Regions from separate parts of the Homo sapiens genome. Here region 1 is linked to region 2. Evidence: chromatin loops called from intact Hi-C (ENCODE). Cell type or tissue: mammary epithelial cell. All regions are shown on one strand. Each heading gives the region's core, and the rest is flanking DNA. Links, peaks and the distances in the headings are about the cores only.

Region 1 (16,543 bases), core at 5,689-10,688, 220 kb after region 2:
TTTCTTCAGATTTTCTGAAAACTTTACTCCTTTGCTGCACTTCAAGTCTGCAAAATTGACAAATGAAAGTGTCGGGGCAGTTGGGGAGAAAGAGGCCTTCAGATATACTCTATAAATCATCAAAATATGATGTGCTATATATTCTCGGCATAAACTGGAAATGAAAAAAACTTGCTACAAATAGGAGTGACTCCTTTGGGCTTAAATTGGATTGGCAGCAACACAGATTCTGCTGTGGATTGAAGTCATTTTCTACCTCGGCACTACTCAGTCCATGGGGAATGGTGAAGTTATGATTTTGCAGCAAGATTCTGGGAGCAGGCCAGCATCTACATCTGTTCTAAACTGTAAGTGGGGCTGGAAAAATGCTTTGAAAAAAAGCCAGGGTAGGGAGGTGAAAGAGAACACAAAACCTTTACTCTCAAAAAGGCCATGGACAGTGAATCGATCAATTACAAAGACATTAGATTTAGAGAAAAGTTCTTACAGAAACAACATGTATATAATAATCCTGTCTCCATCTTCATCTGTTAAGTTTACTCTCATTTCTGACCATTCAAGAGTCATAATACATAATACAAGAAAACCGTATTAGGGAGGACTGAAACGTGACTTACGATACTTGGGATGAGTCTTTAATGAGTGAAATTCAGTGCTTTGGTAACACTTAGTAGACATTCAACACATTTTAGTGAATTGCATAATGGATCTCTCTTCTCCAAATATGTGACTACACCATCTTATAGGAACCATTTGTTTTCATTTTTACATTTTTTCCACCAAGCCGTTCTGTCAATTGAATCACATTAAGACCATGGGAGGAGTGTGGCCCACTTACCGGAAAGAGTTTGGAAATAGGCTGGCCTGGGTTCAAGTTCCCACTCCATTTCCTGGCTATGCTGCATCATGCAAGTTGCTCTCTGACTCTCAGCTTTTTCACCTGAAGCGGGGAGAGTCATGACTAATTCACTGGGTTGTTGTGAGGACCAAGTGAATCCTTGGGAACACAGAAAGCACAGGATAAGTGTCAGTTCCCTTTCTCTCTAATCCCTGTGAGTTCCATTTTCTTCTATCTTCTTCTTGTCCTCCAGACACGGGTGTATATCCACAGTCTTGATTTCTGGAAAGGTATCTTTGTCTGATTGGAGGCAGTGAAACAAACTTGGCTTGTACAAACTTTAAATTATTTTTTTCTGATAGCCAAAAGTAGCTAGAAAAAAAAACCAAGATGGAAAAACAGATAAGTGGCATCTATGCACAAGGAGGGAAATTCTGAGCCCATTTGGATCAATCACAATGGATTTTGGGAAGCTGGGGCAAGGGTCAACTGGGCTATTTAGCCAAAATGCCAGATTCTTGGAAAAACTTTGAAATGGCGGTTAAATCTCAGTAAGCAGCAGATAGAAAATTCAAAATAATAGTAATGATTGAAATAATTTCTATATGACTTGCAAGTATGTACAAGCATGTATACTTTCAGTTTCTCAGAAAAGCACAATATATTTCCTAATTAACAGAATATACCAAAAAAAAAAAAAAGCTCGAAAGGGTCCCTGGGGCCTTACTCAGCCTCTTTCAGTCCATGGCTTCCCTATGTAAAATGGGAGGATCAAAGGATTGAAATGGAACTGATTATTTCTAAGGTCCCTTGTTTAATCTAACATTCCAAGATTTTGTGCTTTTTAAAAACTGATATTAAAATTATTTTAAACTTCCTATATTAACAACAGATAATAGGGATTTACTGAGACTTCATTTAATGTAAATGACTCAGGTCATTCATTTCCTACAATAGTCCCAAGAAGTAAGTACCATTATTATTCCCATTTTACAGATGAGGAAACTGAAGCTGAGAGAATTTAAGTAATTTTTTGAAGATCACTCAGTTAAGAAATGGTGGAGCTCAGATTTAACTGGGACTTTCTGAGTCTATAATTCATGCTTTTAACCTAAACCTATACTGTCTCCCAGTATACAGCACACACATTGTTCATCGAAAATGGAATTAACTTTATTGGCAACAGAGAAAATTCAATCTTGAGGAAAACATTATCTTAAATAAATAGTATAGTGGATAATTATACATATTGAAACCAAGAAATTTTCCAATGCTTTGGACAGTGAGTCCTGTGGGTGGCCACAGTGTTTTATTTATCTGGCTCCTTCTTGCCAGACATACTAGGTATTGAGTAAATTTTTATTGACTGAAATCTATATTGCATGACTTCATTATTAATCAGTATAAGGTCTTGAAGGCTGGAAGCAACTTTTATAGCTCATTTCATCTATTGACTCCCTAGCCCACCCCCAATATTTTATAGAAGAAGGAACTGAAAAGAGGGGAGACTGTGAGATGTAACAAGCACCCAGGGCTCCTAATTCACAGTCCAGGCCTCTTTCTACTTTGCTGTCATATGGAATTCTTTGCTTCCTGAAAGACTGTTACTTCCTGACAGTGTATTCACGGTGTTCAAAGCCCAGCTCTGCACTGGTTGAGATACTCAGTCCTTCAGTTTAAGCCCTCTCCATTTTTGTCCATTATCCACCCTCAAAACAGGCTGGGAGCATGGCAGGAAATGCCAGCTGGCATAGCAGAGCACTCCCTTGAGAAAGGACTAATTTTGCCTGGCCTTGGAGAACTTGCTTGCCTTTTTGCAGCTGTGTCTGCACCAATATGTCTGGATGTACAAGAGCCAAGGGGATGTTTCACCATCTGCCGGTTCAGTGGGGAATTGGCCTTTCTGCTATGCTCACAGGGTGTTGGAAGGTTTAGTGGCTCAGGAACAGCCTGCTGAGGCGCTCCTTTTTGGATAGAATGTTACTCACAGAAAGGAAACTGTGCTGAGCTCCAGAGCCAAGGGTGTGCTTGAGGCTTGACAAATGGTTTGCGCACAACTGCAATAGTAAGCGTGCTCTGAACACATTGCAGCACTGATGCGTATTTTCTCTTAAATATACGCCCTTATCCCATTTGGACAATCAACTGAGAAGAGTCTGGCTTAAAAAAAAAAGAAATAACTTTTTCTTAATTACAAAAATAGTACATATTTATTGTAGAATATTTAGAAAGTACAGAAAAATACAGAGAAGGAAATAAATACTCTTCATCATATTACCATTCAGGGAGAATCGTTGTGGCATTTTTGTTATATACTCTTTACAGCTTTAAAAATGATATTTGTGGCTGGGCACAGTGGCTCATGCCTGTAATCCCAGCAATTTGGGAGGCTGAGGCGGGTGGATCACCTGAGGTCAGGAGTTTGAGACCAGCCTGGCCGACATGGTGAAACCTTGTCTCTACTAAAAATAAAAAAAATTGGCCAGGTGTGGTGGCTCACGCCTGTAATCCCAGCACTTTGGCAGGCCAAGACGGGTGGATCACGAGGTCAGGAGATTGAGATTACCCTGGCTAACACAGTGAAACCCCGTCTCTACTAAAAATACAAAAAATTAGCCGGGCGTGTTGGCGGGCGCCTGTAGTCCCAACTAATCGGGAGGCTGAGGCAGGAGAATTGTGTGAACCCGGGAGGCAGAGGCTGGAGTGAGCCAAGATCATGCCATTGCACTCCAGCCTGGGCAAGAGAGAAACTACGTCTCAAAAAAAAAAAAAAAAAAAAAAAAAGATATTTGTATGGATCCTATGTGTTTTTTTGTGTGTGTATGTGTAGATATTCTTTTTTCTTAAAATACATAATAAACATCTTCTCATACCATTAAATCTTATTTTACAATATTTTCAGCAGCCTATACTATTCCATCCTATGCTTTTACCATAATGTAGTTAACCAGTTCCCTCTTGTTGGGTACTTAAATGTTCTTCAGGTTTTTTTGTAATTATAAATAATGCCGTGATCAAAATTCTTTTCCCTAACTCTGATTGTTTTCATAAGCAAATCCTTTTTTTTTCCCAAAGAGGGTCTTGCTATATTGCCCAGGCTGGAGTGCAGTGGCATGATCATAGCTCACTGCATCCTCGACTTCGTGGACTCAAGCAATCCTCTGCCTCAGCCTCTCAAGTAGCTGAGACTACAGGCATAAGCCACTATGCCCAGATACTTTTTTCAGTTTTTATTTTTGTAGAGACAGGATTTCAACATGTTGCTCCAGCTGGTGTCGAACTCCTGGCCCCAAGCAGTCTTCCCACCTCAGCCTCCCAAAGTACTGGGATTATGAGAATGAGCCACCGTTCCCAGCTGTATGCAAGTTCTTAAAAGCAAAATTGTTGAGTCAAAGGTCATGACTATTTTCTACTTGGTATTCACTGCCAAATTGCTTACCAGCGTTATGCCAACTTACATTCCTACCAATGGCATATTAGAGGGCAAATTTCCTAGTGTCCTCACTAATGTGGGGAGTTAGCTTTTAAAATCATTGCCAAGGAGAGAAGTGAAAAATATTAGCATTCAACCTCTACACTTAAATGTAGGTGATTTACCACAAATGTTCTTAATTTATTTTATTTTATTTTGTTTTATTTTATTTTGAGACGGAGTCTCATTCTGTTGCCCTGGCTGGAGTGCAGTGCTATGATCTTGGCTCACTGCAACCTCCGCCTCCTGGGTTCAAGCAATTCTCCTGCATCGGCCCCTGCTAGTAGCTGGGATTACAGGCACCTGCCACCATACCCAGGTAATTTTTGTATTTTTAGTAGAGATGGGGTTTCACCATGTTGGCCAGGCTGGTCTCGAACTCCTGATCTCAGGTGATCTACCAGCCTTGGCCTCCCAAAGTGCTGGGATTACAGGTGTGAGCCACTGCGCCTGGCCAAATGTTCTTAATTTAAACCAAAGTAGGTTGCAAAGAATCACAGACAGTCTCTTTTGTTCCCAGATAAAGACAATCACACTTGAGCTAGTTTTGCACATTTTATTTTTTTTTCCTGTTAATTATACCAAAAACCATGACACCATCCTGCACTCAGTTTGCAGATGAAAATATTGTAGAGCAGATAACCATATATGTATGGGATTAGTTTTATTGGCAACAGATTCATAAATAATCATCCCTTGATATCTGCAGGGGATTGGTTCCAGGACTCCCCACGGATAACAAAATTCAAGGATGCTCAAGTCCCTAATATAAAGTAGAGTAGTACTTTCATATCACCTATATATATCCTCCTTTATACTTTATTTTTTCCCTTCTTTCTTTTTTTCTTTTTAAATAGATGTGGGGTCTCCCCGTGTTGTCCAGGCTGGTCTCCAACTCCTGGGCTCAAGTGATCCTCCCACTTTGGCCTCACAGGCACGCACCACCATGCCCTGCTAATTTTTGTATTTTTAGTAGAGATGGGGTTTCACCATGTTAGCCAGGCTGGTCTCGAAATCCTGACCTCAAGTGATCCGCCTGCCTTGGCTTCCCAAAGTGCTTGGATTACAGGCGTAAGCCACTGCACCCGGCCTATATATATATTTTTTGTTTGTTTGTTTTGGAGAGAAGGAAAGTGGTTATTCTGCCTTTTGCAGTGATGATAAAGAATATTTCTGCTGGACGTGGTGTCTCACACCTGTAATCCCAGCACTTTGGGAAGCCAAGGTGGGAGAATCACTTGAGCCTAGGATTTAGAGACCAGCCTGGCCAATATAGGGAGACCTTGTCTCTACGAAAAATTTAAAAACTAGTCAGGCACGTTGGCATGCATCTGTGGTCCCAGCTACTCAGGAGGCTGAGGTGGGAGGATCACGTGAGCCTTGGAGGGTGAGGCTGCAATGCACTGTGATCATGCCACTGCACTCCAGCCTGGGCAACAGAGCAAGACCCTGTCTCAAAAATAAAAACAAAAAACCAAAACAAAACAAAAAGACAAATAAAAAACAAAAGGAGTGAGTACAGCTAGGTCGTTCTACTAGACTGAGGTGCTCAAGAGAATGACTTACCCATCTTTGTATTGCTAGTTCTTATGACAATGCCATTTACAATATGTTCTACTCAGAATTTAGTATTTCTCCCAAAGATTTGTACTTGATCTTAGCACAAAACCAGAGGTGATAAAGGAGAAAAAAAAGTTCATTTTGTTTCTTATCAAATAAATGGAGTGGATGAGATAAATTTCCAATTTTAAGAAAGATTTGTAGTTGTTTTATTTTAAGTAAACTAGTGTAATGTTACCTACATATGATTTTCTCAACATATTTGCAAAATCACCCTTTATAAAAATACATACACTGTATTTCTGAATTATTTATAGTGTATCATTTAGATGAAATAGGCAGAAAAGTTGTTCCAAAATAGCAATGGGAAAAGAAAACCCTATGAAAGATGATTTTATTTCTATTTTAAGATTTCTTATAGTAAGAAACACCTCATTATAATGAAAATGTAGCTTAAAACTTAGCTCAAGGCAGTGTGCTATAATGGACAAAGCAGGTCAGGGTCAATGAATCTGCATTCTGATCCCAGCTTTGTAATTAATCAGGGAAACTTGGACAATCCAATTACCCTCTCTGGGTCTCAGCCTTCTAATCTGTAAAATATGAGATTTGGACTTGTTGATCCTTTCCAGGTCAAAGGGTTTCTGATTCCTTTAAAAAATATATATGCATATATATTTTTTTACAGAGACGGGGTCTCACTCTGTTGCCCAGGCTGGAGTTGAGTGGTGTGATCATTGCTCACTGCACCCTCTAACTCCTGGGCTCGAGGATTCCTCCCACCTTAGCCTCTGGAGTAGCTGGGATTACAGGGGCAAACCACCGCAACCAGGTACAGAGTTTCTGATGCTATTTGTGATTTTAATAATGCAGTTTAGCCAGATAATGTCAAATTCTGTTAGTAATTTGGCTGATGTCTTATTTAACAAAAGAAAACATCATTTTGAAAAATATCTCTTTGTAGAAAGCTGAATTACTGTTCTCTAGAAGCAAGGGCAAGGAGTTACACAATGAAAGAAAAGAGTGAGGGGCAAGAGAATTGAGAAGAAGACTGGAATGGTGAGTGTTTTAAGGTGAATGAAGGAGTGAGTAGCTGACATGGAGAAAAGGACAGGTGGGTGTTCTCTAAGGAGGATGTTTATGAAGATTTGCTCTGTGTTGTGCAATGAAATTCCTTTTGTTGTTGTTGTTTTTTAAAGAGACGGGGTCTCACTATATTGCCCACACTGGTCTCAAACTCCTGGGCTCAAGCAATCCTCCCACCTCGGCTTCCCAAAGTGGAAATTCCTTTTTTGTTGCCTCATCAAGAGACCCAGAGTTAAGACCTAAATAATCTATATAACCCCTTCATTGTTCTTTGTGGCAAGATGTGGTTCTTTATAGTTATGACAATGTGATTAACCTGAACATGAGATGTCCATGTTATTTTCAGGTTAGATTTATGACCTAGAGAGATCTACTTTAATGCAGCCTCACTCCTAAAATAATGCTATTAAAAAGCAGACAAGGAGATCATTTATTGAGCATGCAACAGCCACTTTACATATATTGTCTCTAACATTTTGAACAATTCTACATTGTATATCTTTTCTTTTCCATATAAAATCTGCCTCTGGGAAGTTAGGCACTTTATTTGCTCTTAGGAGAGTCTCAAAGAAATCTTTAATGAGATAAGCACAATTTTGCACATTTCTGCAATAATCTCAGCCATTGCTAGCTGTTCTTTGCTATATTAAAAATTAGTTAGATTGCTCTAAATTACATAAACATTACAGAGTTAAAATAAATATTAGCCAAAGTTGAATCTTTAAACATACCATGCATAAAAAATATGGTTGTATTCTTCCAAACCAAATATTTTATAAATATTTAAATGAGTGGACATATTAATTTCCATAATTATAACAGCAAAGTAAAAAAAAAGTAATTATCATGTTGAGCATGTGTAGTAAAAGCAAAAGCAAAGCTTGTAAATGTATTTGGAACTTCGGTTCCTCCTCTTAGTTTGTACAGAGTGACCCCCAAATTGATATAACCAGGTCTCCTGACCCCCCAGCTTGGTCTGATTTTTGCTACATGGACTACCTCAAACACAAAAGACCTCAACCTCCACTTCCTCCTGTTTGTCCATTTTGCCAGCAATCAACCTCTACCAACAGCCATTTGATTATAATTACACCTTGTTTTCCCATTTGGGTCAAGGCTGAACTCAGGCTCTTCTGGATGGTGAACTGCTGAGGGACATCATAAGAAAGTTTGAAGTTCTGCATAATTGCTGTAACAACCTGCCCTTCAGCTCTGATCTCCAACCACACTCACACTGGCTGGGCCACTCCTTTGAAGACAAAGAAAACAGTGCCAGAGGCTGTCCTACTTAATAATAAGCCTTTGGCTCTCTCTGCCCTGTATGCACATGGTGCCCTCTACTGGCAAAGTGGAGCCACATCCAGGAAGGGGATGGAGAATTGGATTATTAATGGCTTTGGGCATTCAGCGAAATCAGACCACAGTACCTGCTAAGGCCTTCCTGATAGCTTTTTGTTTGCTGATTATAAGCATTATTTGAGCTAAAAGTAGAAAGCAGTATGCTTTTATTTGCAATTTAATCATGCACGTTGCTATGGTAATGTAAAATACTTTACAGTAATTTGCATGCACTTTATCGCATTATCGTTTTAGACATTTTTTTATATGTAAACAATAAGTTTAATTATTTATTAAGTTTAACAGTAATCAGGCTGGTAGCTCACTCCTGTCATCGCGGCACTTTGGGAGGCTGAGGAGAGAGGATCATTTGAGATCAGGAGTTCGAGACCAGCCTGGGCAACATAGGGAGAATCCCCACTTCTTCTCTACAAAAAATAAAAGAAAATTAGTTGTGCATGGTGGTGCACAGCGGTAGTCCCAGCTACTCAGCAGGCTGAGGTGGGAGGATTGCTTCAGCCCAGAAGGTTGAGGCTGCAATGAGCCATTAACGTGCCACTGCACTCCAGCCTGGGAGACAGAACAAGAGACATTGTCTAAAAAAAAAAAAAAAAAAAAGAAAGAAAGAAAGAAAAAAAGAGAAACAAAAAACAAACAACAATCAGAAAATTTTCTTCAAAATAATTTTCTTAGTATGATTGCCAACAACCTTATATTAAGGGGATGAACCCAAATTATTAAATAAAATAAAAACACATCTGAAAAAAAAGGCTATAGAAGAAAGTGCACAAGAACAGGCACTTATACATACTTTTCAAAAGGACATAAACTGCACTTTTCTTGGGTGGAGGGGCGGGGACACAGTCTCTCTCTGTTGCCCAGGCCAGGCTGGAGTGCAGTGGCACGATCTTGGCTCACTGCAACCTCTGCCTCCTGGGTTCAAGGGATTCTCCTGCCTCAGCTTCCCGAGTAGCTGGGATTACAGGCATGGGCCACCACGCCCCACTAATTTTTGTATTTTTAATAGAGATGGGGGTCTCACCATGTTGGCCAGGCTGGTCTCAAACATCCTACCTCAGGTGATCCTCCTGCCTCGGCCTCCCAAAGTGCTGGGATTACAGGTGTGAGCCGCTGCACCCGGCCAAACTGCACTTTTAGGCACTGTTTCTCTTCAGATTTCCTTTGTCAACAATATATGGCAGGACTTTTGATGCCCAGATGCTAACACAGAAAGATGATTAAGTCACCTTTATGCAAAAAAGCTTGTGTCTAATGCGCAGAAAATAAGTAGATAGCATGTTATAAATAAAGGTTTGCAAAGATAAGTTGTTTGATACTGAAAAGGTTTGCTGTCTCTTCATGTAATTAAACAATACAAATCTATGTATATTATGCCACTGGAGTCAAACTCTTAAATGGTACTTGATGTGCAAAATCTTCACCTTTAAAATAATTTTTGAATTTTTTTTAAAGAGAGTCTTGCTATGTTGCCCAGTCTGGACTCAAAACCCTGGGTTCAAGGGAATCCTCTCACTTCAGTCTCCTGAGTAGCTGGGACTATAGGCACACACCACTGCACCTGGCTAACTTTTACAACTTTAAAACAGGCAGATATTTCATTTCTGTGCTGTTTTATAGGCTGGCTATGTGTAACAAAGTTTATTTTAAAATATTTATTTATAATAAACAGCTGGTCAGTTGTGAGAGCCAACTATGTCTCCTAAGCCCTTGTATTAAATAGACACACTCTAAATATAAAATGTTTGGCATATAGTCATTGGATTTTTTTTTTTTTTAGATGGAGTTTTGTTCTTGTTGCCCAGGCTGGAGTGCAACGGCACAATCTCAGCTCACCACAACCTCCACCTCCCAGGTTCAAGTGATTCTCCTGTTTCAGCCTCCTGAGTAGCTGGGATTACAGGCATGTGCCACCACGCCCGGCTAATTTTTGTATTTTTAGTAGAGACGGTGTTTCTTCATGTTGGTCAGGCTGGTCTCAAACTCCCGACCTCAGGTGATCTGCCTGCCTCAGCCTCCCAAGGTGCTGGGATTACAGGCGTGAGCCACCGCGCCCAGCTAGTCATTGGATTTTTAAAACAATTACAACCTCCAGAATTCCCCATGTTGTATCATATTGAGTAGTTAAAAAATTATTTAAGTATTTTATTCTTTCAAAGAGAATTTTACTCCAATCGCCTTCAATTTCGTTCTATCATACTCTGGAGTGGACCCACAAGTTTACTGTGCATGTTCATTAAACCGTAAAGTGTTTCACAATTTTCACTGTTAGTTCTAAAGTAGCATCTTCAGCATATAAACAAATAGTTTGGGGATGCTGCTGGAAAGCTAAAATAATCTTTTCCACTTTTGCTTTGTACAGGGAAAATGCCTTGTGTCTGTCTCTTATGAGGATCATTCCTAGCAACAGAAATATTTATTCCTCCAGCTTTTAGAAATTTATTTTCAAATCCATCACATTCTGCTTGTAAACTTGCAGCACCCTCATCAAGATTATGAGCATGATTAGGATCTATAACAATATACTTTAAAAGGTTATGAGCATGATTAGAATCTATAACAATATACTTTAAAAAGTTACTCATACAGTAATGGTAGCTTTCAGGATGATTTCTGGGCAGTACTCTACATGCTCATCCATGTTAAATGTCTTCACATATTTAAAAGAAAGGCTTCCATTCTTGCAATAGCCTTTTAGTTTTTTGTGGGTTTTTTTGTTTGTTTGTTTGTTTGTTTTGTTTTGTTTTGTTTTTAGACAGGATCTTGCTCTGTTGCCCAGGCTGGAGTGCAGTGGAGCGATCTTGGCTCACTGCAACCTCCACCTCCCGGGTTCAAGCAATTCTCATGTCTCAACCTCCCAAGTAGCTAGTACTACAGGCGTGCGCCACCATGCCCAGCTAATGTTTGTATTTTTAGTAGAGACAGGGTTTCACCTTATTGGCCAGGCAGCTCTCGAATTCCTGGCCTCAGCCTCCCAAAGTGCTGGGATTATAGGCATAAGCCACTGCGCCCAGCATCTTTTAGTTTTTAGTAGCATCCTCAAGTCATACTCCCGGTTGACTGACCAACTCTTCTGATGCTAAAGCAGTGGGAGCCCCTGATAGCTTTTTCCGAGAGAAAAGTCACTGATTTATGCTGTGGTATTAAGTACTTAACTTTCATGTTTCCATTCTTTTCCCTTGAAAAGAGAGCTGTGACCACTTACACAACATTAGCTTCTGAACATGCAGCTATTTACACAGTAACTTGGGTGACACTACAATTTTAGATGCAATGACCCAAACTTCATTTTATATAAAGATACAGATGTCACTTTTTATTTTCAAAAGTTAAACTATTCTGTTCTTCTTGATCATTATGATTTCCTAGCTCTTTTGTGCTGGCGTAGACATATAGTAGCATAACAGCCAAAGCTGATGAGCCATTTGACAATGAACCAGTTTTGGAGAGGCAATCTGAACCAGACTATCATAATGATAGAGAATGTTGCACGACATCGGTCTTCGCTTTATATTCTTCTTTTGTGGTGTCATTGCCAATAAAGGCTTGAAATTATCCCACAGTCAACTGTTGAGGACTATCGTGTTTGGAAACATGAAGAGTTTGACACAAGCAGTTTCATGTCATGGGGTAGGATAAACTGCTTATCCTCTTTGGGGTGTCCATCTTACTATTTTTATTACCAATACATATTATGAAACATTTCTTTTTTTTTTTTTTTTGAGACAGAGTTTTGCTCTTGTTGCTCAGGATGTAGTGCAATGGCACGATCTTTGTTGACCACAACCTCCGCCTCCCAGGTGCAAGCGATTCTTCTGCCTCAGCCTCCCGAATAGCTGGTATTACAGGCAAGCGCCACCACGCCCAGCTGATTTTGTATTTTTAGTAGAGACAGGGTTTCTCCATGTTGGTCAGGCTCATCTCAAACTCCTGACCTCAGGTGATCCGCCCGCCTCAGCCTCCCAAAGTGCTGGGATTACAGGCATGACCCACTGCACCTGGCGAAACATTTCTTTTAAAAAAAAGTTTCTTTTTAAAAAGAAAAATTATTTTAGGTTCAGGGGTACATGTGAGGGTTTGTTATGCAGATCGTTTTTTGTACATATTATTTCATCACCCAGGTATTATCCCCACTATCCAATAGTTATCTTTTCTGCTCCTCTCCTTCCCCCTACCCTCCCCCATCAAGTAGAACCTAGTGTCTTTTGTTTCCTTCTTTGTGTTCATAAGTTCTTATCATTTAACTCCTACTTGTAAGTGAGAATGTGCAGTATTTGGTTTTCTGTTCCTGTGTTAGGTTGCTAAGGATGATAGCCTCCAGCTCCATCCATGTTCCTGCAAAAGACATGATCTTGCTCTTTTTATGGCTGCATAATATTCTATGGTGTATATGAACCATGGACATATACTTTGGTACGCATACGTGGTACATATACGGGGCATATATGTACCATGGACATTTTCTTTACCCAGTCTGTCATTGATGGGCATTTAGGTTGATTCCAGGTCTTTGCTATTTTGAATAGTGCTGCAGTGAACATTTGCATGCTTGTGTCTTTATGGTAGAATGATTTATATTCCTTAGGTATATACCCAGTAATGGGATTGCTGGGTCAAGTGGTAGTTCTGCTTTTAACTCACTGAGGAATCACCATACTGCTTTCCACAATGGTTGAACTAATTTACACTCCCACCAACAGTGTATAAGTGTTCCCTTTTCCCCACAACCACAACCTCACCAGCATCTGTTATTTTTTGACTCTTTAATAATAGCCATTCTGACTGGTAGGAAATGGTACCTCATTGTGGATTTGATTTGCATTTCTCTAGTGATCAGTGATATTGAGCTTTTTTTCATATGAAAAAAGCCTCTCTTTATCTATGTAAAATATTCTAAACTAGGAGCCTAACCACCACACATAGTGGATGACCTAGAATGCAAGTTCGGTTTAAAAGGCTTGAAACTGGGGCAAGGGGGCCTCCTTTTCTCCCCGTCAGCACCTCTGCCAACCTTTCTAAAACACTATATTGAGTTTCCTCAAAGCAGGCGAAAACAAAAGCCTTTTCTATTGCCATGTAGTTTTAAACCAATGGCTTCTTTTGCATACTTCTATTTATTGCTTAATTAGGAGAAAAAAATTATTCTTGTTGAGAGGAAAATTCTTTTAAAAATGTTGCAAACTTTGTAAAATACGGCACATTGTGAAAAAAATTTAGGTTTCTTTTCCACGAAGACGACAATTAAAAAATGATTAAAGCTTAATACAGATACTCAAATAATTTTAGAACTAATAGTCTATGTTGAATCTATGTATCAAGTTTCAATGAAGTGAAAAATATTCTGCAGAGATGGAAATATATCACATTTTATATTTTATTCATTTTCTTTGCAAAGGATATGACATCTTGGAAGACAGAACAGATAGAAAATGGAAACATGTTAAAAAATGATCTTACATAATTATGACTATCACATATGCTGAAATTTGGCTTGCTCTGCTATTGCTAAAGGGCTTAGGCAAATTATGTACCCCACATTTTAGAATAAATATTCAAAGATAAAAAATTAATCTTAATAGAAATAAGAGGCTCTTTGGCTTTAATTTCCTTATTTTTTAAAAAAAAAACCTCATCAAAGCTAGAAGATGGGGAAATAGTTCATTTATGAAATTGACAGCCACACTGTAAGAGATACATATAAAGATAAAAATCATAATCCTAAGTACAGAAATCTCAACCTTTGGCTAGAAATAACCCAGAATACTAACTGCAAGGAAATGGAGGTATAACCTGTCAAACGTTTTAATAGGTTAAAAAATCAGCTTCCTCCCAGCACTTCGGGAGGCCGAGACGGGCAGATAACGAGGTCAGGAGATCGAGACCATCCTGGCTAACACGGTGAAACCCCATCTCTACTAAAAATACAAAAAAATTAGCCGGGCGTGGTGGCGGGCGCCTGTAGTTCCAGCTACTTGGGAGGCTGAGGCAGGAGAATGGCGTGAATCCGGGAGGCGGAGCTTGCAGTGAGCCGAGATCGCGCCACTGGACTCCAGTTTGGGCGACAGAGCAAGACTCCGCCTCAAAAAAAAAAAAAAAAATCAGCTTGAAAAATATTTAGCAACCTTACCCATACTTGCTGATGATATCTTTTATAGAGTTAAGCCTCAGTATCTTATAGATTGTACCATTATTCCAATAGATATTTTCAAACTGTCATCAAATGTTACAGCTTGGTTCTTTCTGTTTAGGTAAGGTCTGAATGGATTTGTACTAATTTCAACCTGTATTTTATTTTTAAAAAATGGCCAGGCATGAGTTATTGTAAGCATTTGGTAAACTTTTAATTTTACAGTTTTAATTTTGTTTTTTCTTTTTTTTAGAGAGGCGATCTTGCAGCCAGGTGCAGTGGCACATGCCTGTAGTTGTAGTTACTCAGGAGGCTGAGGCAGGAGGATTGCTTGAGCCCAGGAGTTCGAGGCTGCAGTGAGCTGTGACTGTGCCACTGAACTCCAGCCTGGGTGACAGAGCGAGCCCTGTCTCTTAAAAAAAAAAAAAAAAAGAGAGAGAGAGAGATGGTCTTTAATTTTGTTTTCTACTAAGAAATTTTTGGGAGAAGGTAAACAGGTTTAAAAGACATTTTGTTCAATGCAGTGCTTTTCCAAAGCTCTTATTCGGGGTGCTCATTAGGTTGGTGGTTTGTTGGGAAGTGTCACCTTCTAATTCAGCTCATTAACCTTATTCTGGGAGACAGGCAGCAACTTCTCTGAAAAGGTTGCATGGAGCCTCACTCTAAGGCAGTCATTTGGATAGTACCAAAATACCTTTATGATGTGTGACAGTTCATAAACAGTTTCCAAGTTTGTTAATTCATTTGATTATCATAACAACTACTAAGCAGTGAGAACAGACACTATTGTCCTGTTGTATAAGGTTCTAGAGGTAAACAAACATCCAAGAACACAGAGCTATTAAGTGGTGGAGGGAAGCTTTGAAAGCTAAATTTTTGTGATTCCAAATCTCAAGTTCTTTTTACAACTTTATAGTAAAATCTTTTAGATTCTTGTGTGTGTGTGTGTGTGTGTGTGTGTGTGTGTGTGTTGTGTGTTTAGATGAGGTCTAACTCTGTATCTCTGTTTGCCAGGCTGGAGTGCAATGGCATGATCAAAGTTCACTGTAGCTTCAACCTCCTGGGCTCAAGTGCTCCTCCCACCTCAACCTCCCAAGTACTGGGAGTACAGGTGTGCACCACCACACTGGCAATTTTTTTCTAGTTTTTATAGAGATGGGGCTTCACTATGTCACCCAGGTTGGACCTGAATTCCTGGCCTCCAGTGATTCTCCCGGCTTGGCCTCCCAAAGTGCTGGAAGCACAGGTGTGAGTCACCGTGCTCAGCCTTTAGATCCTTACATAAGCATATGCTTAACTGCTACCAAATAGCAGTCTTTAACCCTCACCAAATCGTATTACTTGGCATAAATGGTGGCATCCCTGGGTTACAAGGATGTATAGGGAAGACAGAGGCCAGACTAAAGTCATGATGCTTAGTGGCATCTTAGCAACTAGGTATGTGCTGTCACAGTTTTACCTCAAAGGAATAAACTTTAGTAAAGTTTAAATAGATTAGGACCATCTGTTGTACAGTTTCTTCCCATTATCCCATCACCATAGCAACCCACATACCAAATAAGCAAAATTGATTGGGAAAGATTACAAGAAAGTGTCAGTAAAGGTGGCCTCCATTCCTAGTTCCAAAGTTATCTCAGGGTTTCAGCTGGTGCTCTATCTTCCTGTTGCCTGGAACCTTGTGACTTTTAGCTCACATTTAGTCCCTGATGGACCCCTATACTCTCAACATTTGGCACCAAAGGGTTCTCCTGGGTTTTTGCATGACTTTCCCAATACCCAGTCTTCATAGATAAGAACAGTACCAACATTACATAAATGCTTCAGGTCAAAAAAGAAGAAAATAAAATAATTTCTTTTTTGTTGTTGTTGAGATGGGGTCTTGCTATGTTGCCCAGGTTGGCCTCAAACTCCTAAGGCTCAAGCAATTCACCACCTTGGCCTTCCAAAGTGTTGGGATTACAGGTGTGCGATGCCATGCCTGGCCAAAGGAATTTCTGTTCTAATAGATTGTACAGACTTTTCAAAATGGATTATCAATGATCACCGAGTGGCCTTTATGATAATAAAGAAAAATAAATAAAAAAATGTTAAGCATTTATTAAGT
Region 2 (16,543 bases), core at 3,747-8,746:
TATTTTGTCCAATTTAATAGATAGGATCTTGTTTTTTGTTTTCTTTTTTTTTTTTTTGAGACGGAGTTTCACTCTTGTTGCCCAGGCTGGAGTGCAATGGCACAATCTTGGCTCACCTGAACCTCCACCTCCTAGGTTTAAGCAATTCTCCTGCCTTATCCTCCTGAGTAGCTGGGATTACAGGCAGGTGCCACCATGCCCGGTTAATTTTGTATTTTTAGTAGAGACGGGTTTTCTCCATGTTGGTCAGGCTAGTCTTGAACTCCCGACCTCAGGTGATCTGCCTGCCTCGGCCTCCCAAAGTGCTGGGATTACAGGCATGAGCCACTGCTCCTGGCCCAGACAGTATCTTTTTGAAGGTCCTAAGAGGTGGCAGAATGTAAAGCAAAGAGCATGAATTTGGCCACTGGGCCCATCTGGATTGGATTCCCAGCTCTCTGAGCAGCCTTGGGGCAGTTTTTTTTCTTTTTGTTTTTGTTTTGAGATGGAATCTCACTGTGTCACCCAGGCTGAAGTGCAGTGGTGCCATCTCAGCTCACTGCAAGCTCCGCCTCCCAGGTTCACGCCATTCTCCTGCCTCAGCCTCCCGAGTAGCTGGGACTACAGGCAACTGCCACCATGCCCAGCTATTTTTTTTTTTCTATTTTTAGTAGAGACAGTGTTTCACCTTGTTAGCCAGGATGGTCTCGGTCTTGACCATGATCATGATCTGCCTGCCTCGGCCTCCCAAAGTGCTGGGATTACAGGTGTGGGCCACCACGCCTGGCCTCCTTGGGAAAGTTATTTATACTCTCTAAAGAGTATAAATTCTATTAACTAACATATGAGGAGGCTAATAATGGGCACATTGTCCGGCTGGGTCATAAATAATTTGTATAGCACTCCTGTACATGAGCCACTTAATAAATAGCAGCCTATTATATGGTTGAAATTGTGTGCTCTAGAGTTCTTGCTACTTACTGGTTGTATAATCTTTGGCAAATTATTAACCTCTCTAAGCCTCAGTTTCCTTATCTGTAAAGCTGGAATAATGACAATACCTTCCAGCTGTAAGTACATTGACCTCTTTCTATTCATCAGACATACCAAGCTTCTTTTTATCTCAGGAACTTTGTTCTTTCCTCTGCCTGTAATGCTCTCTTAAAGACCGTTTTGTTTGCTTATTGGTTTGGTTGGTTGGTTGGTTGGTTGGTTAGTTGGTTGGTTGGTTGGTTGGTTTGTAAAACATTTAGAACAGTGTCTGGCACATAGTAAGCTCTCCATAAGCTTGAGCTATTGCAGTAGTCACCATTATCTCTTAACCCCCAAAGCTAGCTGAATTCCTGCTGCATATACAGATCCACTAAGAAATCTGTTTCTCCAGGACACACCCACATGTGCACTCCAACTCTATCATGCACTTAGAATATTTACAAATAAAATAACCCATCCATCTCTCATTCTTACCATGAATCTTACTTTGCTCTGGGCTGGTATACAGGAAAAAAAGCACCTTGGGACTTTGAAGATCCAGCTTTCAGGCTCTGCTCAGACCCTTACTAGGTGACCCTTGAATCCATCACATAAATTTTCAGGATCTTCTTTTCTTTATCTTTAAGTACTAATTACCCCACTATTTGTTTAGAGGATTAAATAAGTAATATAGTTTTTATAAATGTAAATCATATTGAGTCACTCACCTGTTCAATGGCTCTCCTTTATCCTTGGAATAAAATCTCAGCTCCTTATCATGGCCTTGGCCTGAGGGACCTCACCCACCTATTCCCTCCCACTCCCTCCACTGTAAGTACATTGACATCTTTCTCTTCCTCAAACACACCAAGTTTACTCACAGCCCAGGAATTTCCTCTTGCATTTTCTTCTACCTGTAATAGTCTTCCTCTGGATGGTTTCAAAATTGGCTGGTTGGTTGATTGGTTGGTTTGTTGGTTGGGTGGGTGGATGGTTGGTTAGTTGGCTGATTGATTGGGCGGGTGGATGGTTGGTTGGTTGGCTGGTTGGTTGGGCAGGTGGGTGAGTGGTTGGTTGGCTGGTTGGGTGGGCAAGTGATTGGCTGGTTGGTTGATCAGTTGGTTGGCTGGGTGGGTGGGTGGTTTGCCTTGTGTACTCAGGTATCTGGTCAAATACGCATCTTCAGAGAGGCTTCCCTTGCCTGTCTGGTTAAGTGGTGTTATCCTCAGTTGCTTCCATCACATAGTCCTCTTCTGTTTTCCTCACTGTACTTATGAACATCTGAATTTATTTTGTTTACTTATTTTTTTAAAACAATTCACTCTGAAGGCAGGGACCATGTCTGTTGGTTTACTGCTCTCTTCCCAATGTCCAGACAGTGCCTGGCCTATGGGCCTCACTAAATATTTGTGCTTAAGTGTACTTTTTTGGTAATAAGTGTGCTTACATAAGAAGGCAGGTATACTGAAGGATGTATTACAGGGACTGGCTGTCGCCAAGAGAGGACAGCAGCTCTACAAGTTACAGACACCTTCCTTCTTAGGGATGCCTAGAAGGAAGTATCACTTCAGATAAAAATGTTACCAGAAAGGAGCCCCCATCCAGGCCCCAAAAGAGGGTTCTTGGACCTCAGTCAAGAACTTGGGGCGAGTTCATAGAGTGAAGTGTAAGCAACTTTATTAAGAAAGTAAAGGAAGAAAAGAATGGCTACTCCATAGGCAGAGCAGAGGCATGGGCTACTCAACAGAGTATACTTATAGTTCTTTCTTGATTATATGCTAAACAAGGGGTGGATTATTCATGAGTTTGCCGGGAAAGGGCAGTCAATTCCCAGAACTAAGGGTTCCTCCACCTTTTAGACCATATAGGGTAACTTTCTGACATTGCCATGGCATTTGTAAACTGTCATGGTGCTGGTGGGACTGTCTTTTAGCATGCTAATGCATTATAATTAGTGTATAGTGGGCAGTGAGGATGACCAGAAGTCACTTTTGTTGCCATCTTGGTTTTAGTGGGTTTTGGCCGGCTTCTTTACTGCATCCTGTTTTATCAGCAGGGTCTTTGTGACCTGTATCTTGTGATACCAGTCCTGCTGACTTCCTATCCCATCCTGGACTAAGAATGTCTGACCTCCTGGGAATTCAGCCCAGTCAGTCTCAGCCTTATTTTATCCAGCCCCTATTCAAGAGGGAGTCACTCAGGTTTGAACACCTCTGAAAAAGCAGGTGAATAGCTGGGTATGGAAAAGTTCTCTCATGAAGAGAAGAGCTGTGAACCTCAAAACAAGGAAGAGAGCCCTTCATAGCACCCATAAAGAGACAGCAACTACTTGACAGAGAAAACAGACCCAGGGGAGACCATGTGGAAGACATCAAGTATAGGTTCAAAGAAGGAACAAAAAGGTATTGCAAATTGGATTTGACATTGTTAACAGCCACCTACCAGGGGGATTTGCTGTGGGAAGGGTCTGCCCCGCCCCTGCAGGAAAGGGTTTGTTTGTCTGCTTTTTATTACTTGACTTTTTTTTTTTTTTTTTTTTGAGACGGAGTCTCGCTGTGTTGCCCAGCCTGGAGTGCAGTGGCGCGATCTCAGCTCACTGCAAGTTCTGCCTCCCAAGTTCATGCCATTCTCCTGCCTCAGCCTCCCAAAGAGCTGGGATTACAGGCGTGAGCCACCACGCCCGGCCTTATCACTTGACTTTTAATCAGCTTTATTATTATTGCTAAATTTTCTACAGACAGGCAGCTTCTATTGCCTATATCTAGGGTTCACCCTTCTTCCCCATTCCCCATTTTCTTAGACCACTCAATTGGAAACAAAATATTCCCTGGCATGTTTTTATCAACAGATTCACTCTCACCCGGACCTTACTCATGATTCTTGATATGTCCATAAAGCACCTGGGTATTGGATTTTCCCACTGTAAGAGTGCCATTACTGAGACCGTGACTTGGTTCTTACAAAATTACTCTGAAAAGGCAACAATATAGGGGATATCTGGTAAACAGAACCCTTTGAGAAGCAAGTCCTTCCTAGACTGTGTTACTCACTTTATTGACTTTTTGGGGAATGGTTTGATGATATTATTTAATGATGACGCTTGCTTTCACCCCCAAAGTCATCTACAAACTTGATTCATTTTCAGACACTGCAATAGTGGCACAGATGAAAATATTTAAAGGGGTAAGAGAATCTTCTTTCAACTTGATCCTGCTTCCTAGATATGGTAATTGATTCACCTGTTTTGGGCCACTCACACCTGGGTTTTGTTCCTTCTTTTATGGAAGCTGTGTCCAGAAAGCACAGCTTGATCCAGGGTCAATTCCACTCGATGGTTTCTGCATATTGGCTCCTCTGTTGGTCTTCCTAGCCTCAGGACCTTTGCACTTCCTCTTCCTTCCTTTTGCCTGAGACAGGCTCTTCCCAAATCTTTAAATGACGGCTCCTTCTCATCATCCAGGGATTGGCTCAAATGTTATCTCCTAAACAGATTATCTCACTGGAAAGTAAATTCCCTGAGAGCAGAGACCTTGCCTATTCATCCGCTCTATCATCCTGCTCCTAGAACAATGCCTGACCCATAGTAGCTGCTCAATAAATATTAATTTATTCATCGACTGGCATATGAGTTCAGGTTTCTTGCTTGTCTGTTTAGATTTGCAATTCTGTTTTGTCAAGATCTCTAATATCTATATACTTTATCAATAATCTATTTAGCTTCAAGTTAAGAGCATTGACTTTGGTGTCTACCAGACCTACATTTTATATTTATTTATTTATTTATTTTTAGATGGAATCTCACTGTGTCACCTAGGCTGGAGTGCAGTGGCGCGATCTCAGCTCACCGCAACCTCCGCCTCCCAGGTTCAGGTGATTCTCCTGCCTCAGCCTCCTGAGTAGCTGGGATTACAGTCACACACCACCATGCCCAGCTAATTTTTGTATTTTTAGTAGAGACGAGATTTCACCATATTGGCCAGGATGGTCTCGATCTCCTAACCTTGTGATCTGCCCACCTCAGCCTTCCAAAGTGCTGGGATTACAGGTGTAGGCCACTGTGCATGGCCCAGACCTACATTTTAATATTGGCTTCAGCCAGGTATGGTGGCATGACTATAGTCCCAGCTATTTGGGAGGCTGAGGAGGGAGGATTGCTTGATCCTAAGAGTTCAAGACCAGCCTGGGCAACATAGTGAAACCTTGTCTTTGACATTTTTAGCTATATAACCTTGGGCAAGCCGGGCGCGGTGGCTCACACCTGAAATCCCAGCACTTTGGGAGACCGAGGCGGGTGGATCACGAGTCAGAAGATCGAGATGATCCTGGTTAACACGGTAAAACCCCATCTCTACTAAAAAAATACAAAAAACTTAGCCAGGCGTGGTGGTGGGCGCCTGTCCAGCTACTCGGGAGGCTGAGGTAGGATAATGGTGTGAACCGGGGAGGCAGAGCTTAGAGTGAGCCGAGATCGTGCCACTGCACTCCAGCCTGGGTGACAGAGTGAGACTCCATCTCAAAATAAAATAAAATAAATAACCTTGGGCAAATTATTTAACCCCTCTGTGCCTCCATTTCCTCATTCTAAATTTTTACAAATAACAATACTTTCTCCATAAACTGATTTAAGAATTAAATAAAATATAATATGTAAAAAGCTTAGTGCAAGGTTTGGCACATGATAAGATCTCAAGCAATACAACTGATTGATATTATAGATAAATGTCATTATTATTATTTGTGCCACTTTTTTCAAGTGCACTTTGCCCTAGGAACAGTGTGACTTAATGAACTTACCAGCTGATGACTCTGTTCCATCAAGGGCACGTTCTATACAGTTCAACTCCCACGTGTTTATTAAGCAGCCACTATGAGTAAATCTTAAAGCATGGGTGGGGTTTTGAGAGGCTAGAGATGGACATGTAAGGGCATCTCACATTGAAAGGAACTGCACAAAGGAAGACAGAGGTAGAAAGTTCCAAGAACAGCAAATAGTTCAACACAGCTAGACCACGCATAATATTCAGCCACTTACTCATTTTTAAAACAATTTCCAACCAGCTATGATTAACAGGCACTGTGCTAAATGCTGGGATAAGCAGGAACAGAATGTGGTGCCTGCCCTTAAAAGCTTGGTTTAGAGGAGAGACATAGTTGTCAACACTGTGTGGCCTGCCGCTGTTGCATGAGCTATGCCACATGAACACAAAAGCAAGCAAGCAGCATTTTTCATGCAGGGAGGAAGAGAGAGAGAGCTGAGAATGAGGGCTGGACCCATTGCAGAGGCCTTAAAGACTAGGCTGAGATGACTGTTTAATGAAGAACCAGTAAAAACGTTTTGAATAGGGGAATGATATGAACACTTGAACTGGAAAAAGCAAATAGAACAGTATTTATTTTAGAACACACCCATATTCACCCATGCTGAGAGCCTGGACTATTATAAAGAAAACAAGGCCGGGTGCGGTGGCTCACGCCTATAATCCCAGCACTTTGGGAGGCCAAGCTGGGTGGATCATTTGAGGTCAGGAGTTCGAGACCAGCCTGGCCAACATGGTGAAACCCCGTCTCTACTAAAAATACAAAAATTTGCTGGGAGGCTGAGACAGGCGAATCGCTTGAACCCGGGAGGTGTAGGTTGCTGTGAGCCGAGATCACACCACTGCATTCCAGCCTGGTGACAGAGCGATGCCCTGTCTCAAAAAAAAAAAAAAAGAAAAAAAAAAACCAGCAATATCCTTTAATTAAATCAAGTCAGGATCTCTAAAGTTGACCACCATAGAAGTCTCTTTGCATGAGAAGGGACAACAGGACTCGGAAACCTAGACTCTTGCTCCTTTCTCTGGATGCAGCTGCTTTTCTATGGCTGCTGTGATCACGTGGCCTCCAGAGGGCGCTGTCCCCTGCAGCTCTTCAGATCAAGCTGTGGTTTTTAACCCTGAGCAGCATCGGAATCCCCTGGACGGCTTTCATCATTCGGTCTCACACCAGAGTTCCTGATCAGTAGATGTGGGTGACACACAGGAACCTGCATTACTCCCGAGTCCCCAGGGAGATGCTGCTGCTGCTGCTGCTGGCCCTGAGACCACACTGTAAGAACCCTGCTCCCAAGGATCTAAGGCCCTTCTTTATGTCTTCAGGAGCAGGGCCAGAACTTTAAAAGGAAACCTTACTAAAAATAATGAGGATATATATATATCCTCATTATTTTTATATATTATAAAATATATAATATATATTCTCATTATTTTTATATATTATAAAATATATAATATATATGTGTGTATGTATATATACATAGACCCATATATTGATTGGGTCTAGCTCTGTTGTGTGTGTGTTTTTTTCCAAGTGTTTTTTTCCAAATGTGTATGTGTGTGTGTGTATATATATATACACACACACACATACACATTTGGAAAAAAACACACACACAACAGAGCTAGACCCAATCATATAATATTGCTTATTCTTTGTGCCTCTGAGCTCTGAGAATCACCTGAGCTCTGGTTTTCTGATTGAGAATTGGCCCCTCTTCCCCAGCTCCCTGCTTTAGGGCAGATGAATACCCCTCATGAATAACATAAGAGGTTTTATCCACTGGCCTTCACAGGAACAAAGCCAGTGAGAGCGTTACACAGAATACAACACAAGAACTGTGTAACCTGAATGAGGAACATACATATAAAATAGCAGAAAGCTTTTATTTCCTTAACAGTTGATATAGTTTGGATGCTGGCCCCACCCTAATCTCACATTGAAGTGTAATCTCCAGTGTTGGAGGTGGGACCTGGTGGGAGGTGATCGGATCACGGGGGTGGATTTCTCAGGAATAGTTTAGCAACATCCTCTTGGTCCCATCCTCATCATAGTGATTTCTCGCAAGATCTGGCTGTTTAAAAGTGAGGCACCTGTCTCTCTCTCTCTCTCTCTTGCTCCTGTTCTCACCAGGCAATGTGCCTGCTCCCACTTTGCCTTCCACCATGATTAGAAGCTTCTAGAGGCCTCCCCAGAAGCAGATGCCACTATGCTTCCTGTACAGCCTGCAGACCATGAGTCAATTATACCTCTTTTCTTATAAATTATCCAGTTTCTTTATAGCAGTGCAAGAATGGCCAAATACAACAGTGTTTCATTTATTTTGTAGCACCCACCAATTCCTAGGGCAGAGTTTGTACCTGATGAGTGCCTAATAAATGTCTAAAGTGAATTGAATTATAAGACGCAACATTTCTTCATGCATAGAAACACAACCTACTTTATTGATGTTACTCGTTTGTTCTCATCTACCTATATTTATCTGATGAACTTTGAATCGTTTATTACTTTTAACATTGCTACAGCTTCCCAGATAGCACAGCTTAATAAATACCCATTCATTCTTTCTTTCTTTTTTTTTTTTTTTTTTTTTTGAGATGGAGTTTCACTCTTGTACCCCAGGCTGGGGTGCAATGGCACAGTCTCGGCTCACTGCAACCTCCACCTCTCGGGTTCAAGTGATTCTCTTGCCTCAGCCTACCAAGTGCTGGGATTCCAGGCATGCGCCACTACACCCGGCTAATTTTTGTATTTTTAGTAGAGACGGGGTTTCACCATGTTGGCCAGGCGGTCTCGAACTCCTGACCTCAGGTGATCTGCCCGCCTTGGCCTCTCAAAGTTTGCAAACAGCTACTCAATTTTTATTTTTTTCTAATTTATTTGTTTTTGTTTCTCTCACCTGGTCTAGGAACAAGGAAATATTTTCAATGGTTTTATTCCTGGATGAGAATCCCAAGGCCACATTCTATTAGACTCAGCTTCTGAATGGTCTTTTAAACACAAACATGGCTGCATGAAGTTCATGTCACAAATTTGATGTCATGAAAGAGAAATTTAGTTCATTAGTCACCTGGGGTGGATAAGACGGGTAGACACTGCATATATAAAGGAATAATCCATGAGTGATTGAGGCTAAAAGTAATCCTCTTCAGAACTAGGTCAAGCAGTTTATATAGGGTTTGGATGGTGAGTCAGCCTGGAGAGGCTTGGACTTCTAGGATGAGGAACTTGTGAGGGGTGTGTGTGTGTGTGTGTGTGTGTGTGTAGCTTGGTTAAAATAGTGATTCATCTTTCTGGAAGAGCCTCTGTCTCTCGCTCTCTTTGTCTTTTTCTCTTTTTTCTCTCATGCTCTCTTCTTCTCATTCTCACACATTTGCTCTTGTTCTCACGCTTTCTAGAACAACTCTTTCTCTCTCTCAGGCCTGCTTTGACTCCTGTTTCTTTCTGGCACCCCTTTTTAAGAACTAGTGCGAGGCTTTTGCCTGAGACATGACAGAGCAGGTGTGTTAGTCTATTCTGACACTGCTATAAAGAAATACCTGAAACTGGATAATTTATAAAGAGAAGAGGTTTAATTGACTCATGGTTCTACATGCTGTGCAGGAAGCATAGCTGGGGAGGCCTCAGGAAACTTATAATCATGGCAGAAGGTGAAGGGGAAGCAGGCACATCTTTACATGGCTACAGCAGGAGGAAGAGAGAGAGTGGGGAGGTGCCACACACGTTTAAACAACAGATATCATGATAACTCATTCATTATCACGAGAACAGCACCAAATGGGAAACCCACCCCCATCATCCAATCACTTCCCACCAGGCTTCACCTCCCATATTGGGGATTATAATTGGACATGAAATTTGGATGGGGACACAGACCCAAACCATATCAGCAGGGGAGGGAAAAGAAGTGGTGAGCCCAAGGCCACCCCTGGTGGGACTTGATCTGAGTCCCCATTGTTACTCCTCCACCCATTCCACCTGCTGTCCTGTCCTGCCCTATTTGGACTCCAAACAGGTTCACAGAGAAGCTTTCACGGGCATCTAGACACTACTGTCATCTCCTGTCATCCACCCTCATATCTTCCTATGCATGCTTTAGTCTATGTTTTGAGGATCCCTGGGCCTTTGGAAATATGAGGGAGCTTTGCTGGTCCTCTATCTGCATGGGGAAGACAACAACAATAAATAAATAAGAAGGAACACATAAGAGGATCATAGATAATGTCAAAGGGTAACTGGTAATTGTATAGCTTTAAGGGAGAAGTTTTATGCCTATTTTTCTTTCAAAAGCAACCTATGGTCTTCACAAGCCCTGGCACTGAAATAAACATGAAACTAATAATTAAGCACAGGTTTCTAAGCTGTAGTTTATGATCTTTGGCAAGATAATGATCCAAGGGAGACACGGTACAAAAATAAGAGAGAATAGGTAGGCCGGGCGCGGTGGCTCATGCCTGTAATCCCAGCACTTTAGGAGGCCGAGGCGGGCGGATTACCTGTGGTCAGGAGTTTGAGACCAGCCTGGCCAACATAGTGAAACCCCGTCTCTACTAAACATACAAAAATTAGCCGAATGTGGTGGCAGTTACCTGTAATCCTAGCTACTCAGGAGGCTGAGGTAGGAGAATCGCTTGAACCCAGGAGGCAGAGGGTGCAGTGAGCCAAGGTCACACCGTTGTACTCCAGCCTGGGGGACAAGAGTGAGACTTCATCTCAAAAAAAAAAAAAAAAAAAAAAAAAAAACTAGGTCAGACATGGCGGTTCACGCCTGTAATCCCAGCACTTTGGGAGGCCAGGGCAGGTGGATCACCTGAGGTCAGGAGTTCGAGACCAGCCTGGCCAACATGGTGAATCCCCATCTCTACTAAAAATACAAAAATTAGCCAGGCGTGGTGGCAGCCACCTGTAATCTCAGCTACTCAGGAGGCTGAGGAAGGAGAATCACTTGAGCCCAGGAGGCGGAGTTTATAGTGAACCGAGATTGTGTCACTGTACTCCAGCCTGGGCAACAGAGTGAAAAAAATACAAATAAAAATAAATTAAAAAGTAAAAAATAAAAATGTAAAAAAAAAATTTTTTTTTTGAAATGGAGTTTTGCTCTTGTTGCCCAGGCTGGAGTGCTGTGGCACAATCTTGGCTCACTGTAACCTCTGCCTCCTGGGTTCAAGGCAATTCTCCTGCCTCAGCCTCCCAAGTAGCTGGGATAACAGGCGTGTGCCACCACGCCTGGCTAATTTTGTATTTTTAGTAGAGACAGGGTTTTCACCATGTTGGTCAGGCTGCTCTCGAACTCCTGACCTCAAATGACCCACCTGCCTTTGCCTCCCAAAGTACTGGGATTACAGGCATGAGTTGCTGCATCCGGCTTTTAAAAAAAATTCAAAAAAAAATTTTTTTAATTAAAATTAAAATAAAGAATAAAATAAAAATAAATAAACATGTCATTGGATACCCGTAATACTTTAGTGAGAAAATGGGTTTCATTTTATGCATAAAGAAACTGAAGTTCAGACAAGGTAGATGATACACCTATAATTACACAACAAGAACCTGTAACTAGATAGAGCCCAGTCCTTCTAACTTACAGCCTAGTATGCTTACAAGTACATATGGGCAAACTGTTGACCTTCATAAAACTTAAGACATATAATCATACCATTCAAAATCCCCCCAGAAGGTTACATCTAAATTTATATTCACCTATAGAAAACAGTCTTATTATTGGAAAAAAAAAATAAGGGTGCTTGGATTTTCTCCCTACAAAGACAATAACATGTGAAGGTGAAAGAAAGATGACACTCAATAACTAGATGTTTAGTTCAAAAACAATTAGCCAAAGCAAATACTTTTTATACTATAACTTCTTCTCAATCTTTCTTTATAGGATGTTTTATTGGTTTTGAATCAAGAATAGTTAGATATTTGTGGAAATCTTCAAGTAGAAAAAACAGGTGGGTGCACACACACCTACACACCCTCAGAGGAAAACCACTGTAATGCAAGAAACAGAATAAAATATACATCTTATTTTATTCTGTTTTATTTTATTCTGTTCTCTTTTATTCAGTTATTTTATAAGTAACTGTCACTACTTTTAGCAAGACACAAGATATTCCACCCATAAAAAGTAAACAGGATGCTATAAAAAAGACATTGAGAAAAATGAAAAGTTCTTTAAAACACAAAGTATGACTAACAAAATTTAAAATTCAATAGAAGAGTTGGACAATGAAAATTAAGTAAGTCTTCCAGAAGGTAAAACAATAATAGACAAAGAGATAGAAATAAAAGGACAAGAGACTTAGAGGAGAAATCAAAGTAATTCTAGAAAAAGTAAACAGATAAGTTGAAAGGAATCAAATTATCAAGGACTAATACCTCCCAACAAAAAGCAATCCAGAGTACAAGAATGTAAGTCTCCACTTGGAAGGAGGTCACCAACAGTCCAATTTAAACAAACGAAAATAAATTTTAGAGAAACAAAGTGAATAAAAGATTCTAAAGTCACTTTCGGAAAGGAAAAACAGGTCACACACAAAGGGTGGGGGAACCGAAAGGACATTTAATGCTCAACAGCAACACTGAGAGGTGTTAGGACAATTACTTCAAAATCTTTAAGGAACCATGCCTGCCAAATCCTATATCAAATTACAAATCAAATGTGAAGATTAAATAAGGACACTTATAGACATCCACGGGCTCTAAAAATTTACCTCATGTGTCCTTAAGGAAACCATTGAAGAATATGCTTCAGCAAAATAAAGGAATTATAACCAAAACAAAAAAACAAAAAAACAAAAAAACCCAAAAACCAAAAACCAGAAAAACCCAAGGCAGCATGAGATACAGAAAACAGAACCTACACAGGGCAGCAGCAAAGGGAAATCTCAGAATTGAGCGATGGGCTCGAGGCCTACTCAGTCCCCGAATGGAACAAGAGGATGGAACACATACTAATTAATCTAGAATCACATACTCGGTAAAACTCTTTGCTTTTTCAGAGAAACAAAGACTAAAATTTTTTGTCATCAAAATAACCTCTCTAAACAAACATTAAAAGACAGTCCTGAAGATGGAAAATATTCATAAAAGACAGAAGGAGATTGAGTGAGAGTGGTGGGGAGTGAGCTCACATGCTGGTGTTAAATAAGTGCAAACACATAGAGACTGGCTGTATAAATCAGTAATAATGAAGTCTAACTTTAGGGAAAAAAAGAGAAGAAGATAGAGCTAAAACCCTGACAACAATAATGTGCAAGAGGGCTGGGCGCGGTGGCTGATGCCTGTAATCCCAGCAATTTGGGAGGCCGAGGGAGGTGGATCACCTGAGGTCTGGAGTTTGAGACTAGCTGGCCAACATGGTGAAACCCCATCTCTACTGAAAATACAAAAAAATTAGCTGGGTGGGGTGGCACACTCCCGTAATCCCAGCTACTTGGGAGGCTGAGGTAGGAGAGTCACTTGAACCCAGGAGGCGGAGGTTGTAGTGAGCCGAGTGCCACTGCACTCTAGCCTGGGCAACAAGAGTGAAACTCCGTTTCAAAATAAATAAATAAATAAATAAATAATAATAATAATAATAATAATGTTCAAGACAAATGGAGACATTCCAAGGTCCTTGAATTTAGGTGGAGGAGAGTAGAGATACTGAATAACTTAGATAAGTATTAAGTACACATATTAAGCTTTTTTTTTTTTTTGAGACAGAGTCTTGCTCTGCCGCCCAGGCTGGAGTGCAGTGGCACAATCTCAGCTCACTGCAAGCTCACACCATTCTCCTGCCTCGGCCTCCTGAGTAGCTGGGACTACAGGCACCTGCCACCATGCCCAGCTAATTCTTTGTATTTTTACTAGAAATGGGGTTTCACCGTTTGTTAGCCAGGATAGTCTCGATCTCCTGATCTCGTGATCTGCCCGCCTCAGCCTCCCAAAGTGCTGGGATTACAGGCGTAAGCTACCGCACCCGGCCACATATTAAGCTTTTAAGGGTTAAAAGGAAATAACTGAAACTTCATGCTTTATTTGAAGTAAGAACTGTACTTAAGAGTAACCAAAGAGCCATAGCCAAAAGGAAAGCTATTCCTTATCGAAGAATTCCAGCTAATGCATGCAGAAGAAATAAACAATTAGAAAGTCCCCAGTTTGTTCCCTCCTAATGAAGAAAAATGAGTACCAAAAGGTGCTAAAACCATTATAGATGAAAAGTTGAAGAACATCTCATGTTTACAAAGTAACAAAGTAAGGCCAGGCGCGGTGGCTCATGCTTGTAATCCCAACACTTTGGGAGACTGAGGCGGGCAGATCACCTGAGGTCAGGAGTTCGAAGATAGCCTGGCCAACATGGTGAGTACTCATCTCTACTGAAAATACAAAAAACTAGCTGGGCATGGTGGTGGGTGCCTGTAATCCCAGCTACTTGGGAGGCTGAGGCAGGAGAATGGCTTGAAACTGTGAGGCAGAGGTTTCAGTGAGCCAAGATCGTGCCATTGCACTCCAGCCTGGGTGACAAGAACAAAACTTATCTCAAAATAAAAAAAAAGAACAAGTGGGGCCGGGAGCGGTGGCTCACACCTGTAATCCCAGCACTTTGGGAGGCCGAGGCAGGTGGATCATGAGATCAAGAGATCGAGACCATCCTGGCCAACATGGTGAAATCCTGTCTCTACTAAAAATACAAAAATTAGCTGGGTGTGGTGGCGCGCACCTGTAATCCCAGCTACTCGGCAGGCTGAGGCAGGAGAATCGCTTGAACCTGGGAGGCTGAGGTTGCAGTGAGCCGACATAGCACCACTGCACACCAGTCTGGTGACAGAGTGAGACTCCATCTCAAAAACAAACAAACAAAAAGTAACAAAGTATCACCTTGCCAATTACTTGTGAATCTAAACATTGCAATGAAGACATCGGGCTTAGCTCATCTGAACCCAGTGATGAATATTAGCATCACTATTAAGTGGAACAGGACACTATGTGCATCCCGAAGTAATGCAATGTGAAGTAAACTGCAATATCTATGATATATTCTTGGCCAAAATGTTTAAGTTGAATCTAATCAACACTTTAGCTCTCATTTCCAGTTTACATGAGATACAGGGGTTAGAAAAATAGGTTAAATAACACTACAAGGAAGCCATCAGGCAAATCTAGAATTTGAGACCTTCTACAAGACAATTGACCTGGTCTATACAATTAGGCAATATCATAAAAAGGAAAGGAAAGAAGAGATATTCTAGACTCCAAGAAGTTTAAGAGACATAAAACATGATGACCAAAAATGACATATAGACCAAAATTGGATGCTAGTTCACACCAAGCAGCAGTAAAAGCTATTTTAGAAACAACTGGAGGACTCTGAGTACTAATTGAAACATTTTATGTACTAAGTCACTCTCATGTACATTGTTGTTCATTATATCTTTCTTTATATTTCATAATGTGTTTTCAAAAGATAAAGAAATGAGAACATGTATCTACTCACAATCCCGTTCAAAATCCCACTGTAATGGCGGAAGAAATATTTGTAAATGAATGAACTCTTTTTTTTTTTTTTTTTTTTGAGACAGAGTCTTGCTCTGTCACTCAGGCTGGAGTGCAGTGGCGTGATCTCAGCTCACTGTAACCTCCATACCCTAGGTTTAAGCAATTCTCCTGCCTCAGCCTCCCAAGTAGCTGGGATTACAGGTGTGTGCTACCATGCCCGGCTAATTTTTGTATTTTTAGTAGAGACGGGGTTTCAGCATGTTGGCCAGGCTGGTCTCAAACTCCTGACCTCAGGTGATTCTCCCGCCTCGGCCTCCCAAAGTGCTGGGATTACAGGCGTGAGCCATCACGCCTGGCCTACGAATGAACTCTTTACAGCTCCAGAAACAACAACAAAAAAGAAATTCAAATTGGTGGACTAAAAATATTGGGGGTCCTCAGATTGATAGGGTAATAAGAGTAGAGAAACAACAGCTCAAAGAGAAGAGCAGTCCTGCAGTAATTCAAAGCTCATCGTCAGGACTTTGTGAAAGGAAAAGAAATCATGGGGCCCCCAAATCACTAAGCTAAAGAGAAAAGTCAAGCTGGGAACTGCTCAGGACCAACCTGCCTCAGGTTCTATTTCACCCCTCTGATCCAGAGAAAGATGCATATATTGATTGATGTCTCATGTCTCCCTAAAATGTATAAAACTAAGCTGTGCCATGACCACCTTGGGCACATGTCATCAGGATCTTCTGAGGCTGTGTCATGGGTGCGTCCTCAACCTTGGCAAAATAAACTTTCTAAATTAATGGAGATCTGTCTCAGATTTTCTGGGTTCACAACTTAAAGCACACCTCAGCTATTAACAACTAGAAAATCCTCCCAAGGCAATTGTTGAACAACTGATTTAATTAATGAATGAAATGATTAATTAATTGAGGCAATCAGCTCAGAATAACTGGGTCAGATTGGCCTTTCTCTTTCTTCTTGCATTTCCCTCCCAACACCTACCACCCCCCAGCCCCCAAATCCCCGTACCCTTCTTCCCACACTGAGCCATGGCCAGCAAAGGATTTTGAGAGAGATATTAAAACTCACTGGTTTTCTCACCCTAAGATATGTAAAATACGGGCTGCATCAGGCTTACTGATCTATTTTGTTTGGCCTGAAGAGCACTTTATTTATTGAAAAATTTTAAATTAAAATCCAAGTTTTCAGTTTCTTTAAAACAAAACAAAACAAAACAAAACAAAAACACTAAGGCCAGGACACTGGGCCCCTCATTCTTGAATGACAACACATGCTAGACTGG

The links. Hi-C counts contacts between places; a loop is a spot of excess contacts. Peaks named below come from ENCODE experiments on the same cell type or tissue, not always from the same donor. Only the 100,000 strongest peaks of a DNase experiment are listed, where the experiment ranks them.
Region 1: it touches region 2 in a loop (17-fold over the local background); 94 of 110 quality-filtered maps call a loop at or near these places.

Annotation. Positions count from the first base shown.
Region 1 is chr9:71,798,759-71,815,301 of GRCh38, reverse strand. It overlaps the pseudogene LOC100420790. Among named protein-coding and RNA genes, the nearest start is that of CEMIP2, 39 kb to the right of the region's middle. In mammary epithelial cell, for the core only: a CTCF peak has its summit at 8,293 (motif pointing left); a DNase peak (open chromatin) is centred at 8,281.
Region 2 is chr9:72,015,471-72,032,013 of GRCh38, reverse strand. LOC101927108 (a long non-coding RNA gene) reads right to left here and starts at 1,958. Exons shown (of 5, transcript XR_001746719.1): 1 at 1,833-1,958. RefSeq lists an enhancer at 6,687-6,981. In mammary epithelial cell, for the core only: a CTCF peak has its summit at 6,836 (motif pointing right); DNase peaks (open chromatin) are centred at 5,873 and 6,883; H3K27ac peaks cover 756 bases.